Regions from separate parts of the Homo sapiens genome. Here region 2 is linked to region 1. Evidence: read pairs that join two places in POLR2A ChIA-PET (ENCODE). Cell type or tissue: Caco-2. All regions are shown on one strand.

Region 1 (2,500 bases):
GGAACTCTGCCAAACTCTGCACTGTGACACCTGAGTCCCCATGAAGCGCTCGTGCCCCTCGACCCGTGTGCTCCGGGTGAGCAGGGGCTGACCCCCTCTAGGCCTGCTCTTGTGGGGACCCCTCAGTGTGAGAGACACAGTGGCTGTCATGTTCCCCCATTCTAGAGGCGTGGGCCTCAGCCCCTTCCCTCCGTGACCAGGGCGGGTCTTGTCTGCAGAGCGTGGGGCGTGGAGCATGGGGCTCGCAGCCCAGAGTAGTGCCCGCCCGTGCTCGCCCGTCGGGAGGCGCTGTTGGGGTGGGGTCTTGGCTGGCAGGAGGGGTCCAGGGGAGGGAGCGTGTGCCTGGCCTGCATGGCGTGCTGAGGGCCTTTGATCTGGGACTTGGGCAGCTGATTGATGGAGGGCGTCCTGCCTGCCCCGCGCCTCCCATCGCCGCCAGCCGCACACGCAGAGGGCCCGGGGCCACATGCCGCTGCTGGGTCCCTTTCAGTGATGGGGGGAGGGGAGAAGGGAACAAAACAGAACTTTTTTGGGGAACTTCAAAGGTACACTTTAGTAAGCAAAAAGAGTTTCCAAGTTTCCCATTAATGTTTTGCCTGTGTGTGGTTTTTGGACTTAAATAAAGAGTCAGAAGGAAGAGACAGGATAAAATACAGGCAGGTCCTCGGCCGAGACCCGGGGTGGTTCACAGACCCGGGCGGTTCCTGCCTTTGATGTCAGGCATTAATTATTAGAAGGTAGTTTTACTGGCGATCAGAACCGGGCGCTGGGAGAGGCTGGGGCTGCCCGGCGCCCCCTGGCCCTGTCTTTGAAGTGCCTCCACTGGCTGGGAGGCTGCCCTGCAGCCCTGTGCTGGGCTGGGACGCCAGTCCCAGCAGACGCCCCCCACAACTCGGCCTCCCGGCAGCTGGCACGAGGGCCGCTCCTGATCAAAGGCTGGGTCTGCCCGCACGGGCTGGCGGCTGCTGCCCTGCCTGCCCCTCCCGCCTCGGGGGTGAACCTTGCTCCTGGAGCCGGGGCCTGGGGTTTCCTCAGCACCCCTGCTCACACCCGGCCCTCTGTGGCTGACAGCCGGTGTGGGACTCGTGGGGCGGGGAGGAGCCTGTCCCAGGGTTTTGGGGGTAAACCAGCGGGGAGGAGGCTGGGCCTGGAGCGGGTCATGCACTGGGCGTGGTGAATACACCCTGCCTGGGACCCCCGTGTGCCTGGCAGGGCAGGTGCTGTTGACCCTGGGCAGTAGGTATTGGGCCAGGGGCTCCTGCCCCTGGACCCTGACGCCGGGCTAGACAGGAGCCCCCACATCCGACGCGGTGCAGACTCCCATCCCTGCGGCCAGCACAGTCAGTGGCCAGGGTGGCCCAGGTCCCTGCTATGCCTCATGGGTGTCTGAGGACAACCCTGGGCTCTGAGGCTGTCCCTAGGGGCACAGCCTGTGGCCTTGATTGGAATGGCCACCAAGCGTGGCTGGCAGATGGCTCAGCGACTTTGCAGGTGGCTGGCTGAGTCCCGGCTGTTTAGAAGCCTGGTGACTGACAGGCGCTTGTGTTTTGGTGAGGAACCCCGGGGGGTAGGGGGTGGATGCTCGCCACTGGGGCTGTGGGGAGAACTGGGAGTGTGGGGCTCCGTACTGGGCGAGTCGGCTGCTGCAGGGCGCAGACCCCACTGGCCCCTTCTGGCCTGGACTCTCCTCCCCGTTGGGCCCAAGATCCCCTGGTTGGGATTGTTCCAGGAACTCAGGTCAGGGGCCCCGTCAGCCCTTCCCGGGCTCCCCCAGGAGCAGCCTCCAGACTCTGCCCTGCGGATGACCCCCCTCACCAAACTGCTTTTCCTGCCTGTCCGGGGGTGTTGGTGCGCTTTATCCACAGTGACACACGCCTGCCACACCGTAACGTGCCCAGCTCCAGACGGGCTCATGGTCAGCCCAGGCTGCAGCAGTCCTGAATCCTGTTCTTATTTTTCTTTTCTTTTTTTTTTCTTTTTCCTTTTTTTTTTTTTTTTTTTTTTGAGACACAGTCTCGCTCTCTTGCCCAGGCAGGAGTGCAGGGGCACAATTACGGCTCACAGCAGTCATGACCTTCCATCTCAGCCTCCCGAGTAGCTGGGACTGCAGGTGTGAGCCACTGCACCTGGCCTCTTTTCATCTTCTAAAGTATTTTTCTTTTTAAAATTAAAAAGTGATTTTTTTTTCTTATGAGTACCTCATGCTTTATATTTTCATCTTTTCATTTTCATTTTATTTTATTTTATTTATTTTTTTGAGACAGTCTCGCGCTGTCACCCAGGCTGGAGTACAATGGCACGATCTCGGCTCACTGCAACCTTCCCCTCCCAGTTCAAGTAATTTTTCTGCCTCAGCCTCCCGAGTAGCTGGGATTGATTACAGGTGTCTGCCACCTGTAATTTCTGTGTTCTTTGTAGAGAAGGGGTTTTGCCATGTTGGTCAGGCTGGTCTCGCACTCCTGACCTCAGGTGATCCACTTGCATCGGCCTCCCAAAGTGC
Region 2 (2,500 bases), 230 kb after region 1:
GACTCGGCTTTCTTCCCCTGACCCGGCCAGTCCTGGCCCCAGTCCTGTCCATGGGGCGGCAACTGGTGCTGGGTGGTACGGCCAAGACTGGGTCAGGACGGGGTGGCCCTGCTGGGATCTGGAAAATGGTGTGCGGGGTTCCCAAGGACGCAGGATGTGGGCTGTGTGGCTCCCCCGACCCTGGAAGGTTCCCTGGGACCTGAGATCTGGCCCTGATAGGTCCGGGGGCCTGTTCTGCCACCCTCCCTGGGGCAGCGGCTGTGGTGACCCTTGGAGAAAAGCCTCTCCGCATTTCCTAAGTCATTTCAGGACACAGAGGTAGGGACTCTCGGGGCAGCCCATGGGGAGGAAGCAGATCCCAGCCTCCCCTTCCTGCCCGCCCCCCTCCCACAAAGGTTGCTCTTGGAAAAGGTGGGACTGCGCACCCCAGGGAGCTTAAGCCTGCCAGGGAGCAGGGTGGGAAGGACCTGGGGGCCAGGCCCCTAGGAGGACATTCCAGGGCCTGGAGGGCCCTGTAGCTGGAACTGGGAACAAAAGGAAGTTGGGGCAGCCAGGGGCAGGTGGAGGCACCTGGGTCTGGGGGAGAAGTCAAGACTGGGGGCTGTGGGGTCAGAGGGGGGCGTCCTGTGAAGCTGCTCACTGGCCAGGGATGGTGCCACCTGTCCACACCCCCACCTCCTTTCCTGCAGAAAAGGGCGGCCTGGGCCTGGGGTCTGACCCAGGGCCACTGTGGGGGAGCAAGCGTTGGAGCCAGGTGTGGGGTGGGTGCTCCCAACACCACCCAGAGTGGGGTGCAGAGATGCGGACACACGTGGCCTTTCCCACCCCTTCCCGCAGCTCCAGACCCCCAGCGGGCCAGGGGATCGCACCATGGCCAGAAGTGCCTCTCCCCTGCACCATCGCTGTCTCTGACACATCCAGGGTTGTTGAGGGAGGGGCATGACCCCCAGAAGGCATCTTACCCGAAACCAAAGTGGTATTCCGTGCCCAGGTGCCCCTGGAGCCCTGTGTCAGATGGAGCCTGGCCACCTGGGCCCTGGTGCCAGGCCTGGAATGCCCCCCGCCACCAACTGCTGGGCCTTTCTAAAAGCTGAGCACTTGGAGGTCAGGGGTACCTCATGCTACCGGAGTGCCAGAATCCTCGGAGAGGGGCCCAGGGTCTCGGAGGCTCTGGCCCCACCCCACAGCGTCCTGTTCTGTCCAGGCTCCGGGTGAGCTGTCCCAAGTGGCCTGCTTGATAGCTGCGCTGCCTGTTTCCTCTGGGTAACAACCTGGCAGGCCCCCAGCCCCAGCCCCCAGCAGCCATCACATCACTGTGACCACTCTGTGGTCTTCCAGTCCCCCCAGTCAAAGCCCACAGACTTGACCTCTCTGCTGGGAGCCAGTGCTGACTGGCCTGCCTGCTCCCCTCCCCTCTGAGGGCAGGGAGGCTCCACCCCAGCTCTGGGTGGACAGTCCTGGGGCCCACACCCAGGGGAAGCCATGCCTAAGAGGGGGCCAGGCCTGGGGGTCAGAACCAAACCACAGGTGCTCCCTGGGACCCCTGGAGGGATGACTGGGCGTCTTCCCAGCTGGGAGAAAACCTGGCCCTGGCAGGGGCGCCCCTTTGTCCTTCAGGAGGCAGGAGGGGGCAGTGAGGTCCCAGGCTCTCTGGCTCTGTCTCCCTCCCCCTGTTGCTGCTCTACGGTGGGGGTTCAGGGTTCAGGGATCAGGGCCAAGCTGTAGGCAGATGTGGAAGGTGTCTCGGTGGCTTCAGTGGGGGCCCCAAGCCCAGCTGGCAGGCCTGGTGACTCAACAATCTGGGATGGGGAGCACGGTACCCTCGCCTCCCCGGCAGGCAATACCCCATAGGGGACCCATTCCCGCAGCTGTCCACGGTGCCTCGCACCCCTCTGCTGCTCTCCCTCCTCAGAAACTGATGAATCGCCTGGTGCAGGAAGATGGGAGCACCACCTGCCCTGGGCGGGAGCACCACCTGCCCTGGGCGGGAGCACCACCTGCCCTGGGCGGGAGCACCACCTGCCCTGGGCGGGAGCACCACCTGCCCTGGGCGGGAGCAGCACGGGCCAACTAAGTAGAGTCTTCATCTGTGAAGTTGGAGGCCCCCTCACCACTTGCCACAGGCCTGTGTTCTGCTCACAGGCACGTGCCCTCATCTTGATGTTTGGGGATGGGGGTGGTTGGGCCCCAGGTAGGGGTGAGGGCCAGACCCAGCCTCTGTGAATGCCAGCGGGAGGGTGGGCTTGTAACATTACATAGAAAGAACAGGCGGCCTTACTGGACCTGATGTCCCGCAAGGCTGGGCTGCAGATGGAGAGCCAAGGCCCACACGGCCTCACTGTCAGGGGTGGCCTCCCCTTGCCCTCTGGAGGGGTCCTCCATTGATACCCCCTGCCTCCTTTGTGTGTGAAGGCACGGGCTTACCAGTGCCTCGGTCCCCGAAGCCCCCGGGTCCGGGAGGGGCCAGTTAAAGCATTCCTGTGGCCCTGGCAGGGTGGCC

The links. Peaks named below come from ENCODE experiments on the same cell type or tissue, not always from the same donor. Only the 100,000 strongest peaks of a DNase experiment are listed, where the experiment ranks them.
Region 2: POLR2A ChIA-PET joins it to region 1 with 15 read pairs; 2 of 35 experiments call an interaction of 5 or more read pairs at or near these places.

What each region holds. Positions count from the first base shown.
Region 1 is chr17:82,000,022-82,002,521 of GRCh38, forward strand. All of the region lies in intron 7 of ASPSCR1 (ASPSCR1 tether for SLC2A4, UBX domain containing), which reads left to right. Among named protein-coding and RNA genes, the nearest start is that of CENPX, 22 kb to the right of the region's middle. RefSeq lists an enhancer at 1,040-1,687. In Caco-2, no CTCF peak of the experiment used is centred here; no DNase peak of the experiment used is centred here.
Region 2 is chr17:82,225,628-82,228,127 of GRCh38, forward strand. It overlaps a transcript of SLC16A3 not described here. Among named protein-coding and RNA genes, the nearest start is that of SLC16A3, 2.2 kb to the right of the region's middle. RefSeq lists silencers at 1-14, 2,471-2,500. In Caco-2, no CTCF peak of the experiment used is centred here; no DNase peak of the experiment used is centred here.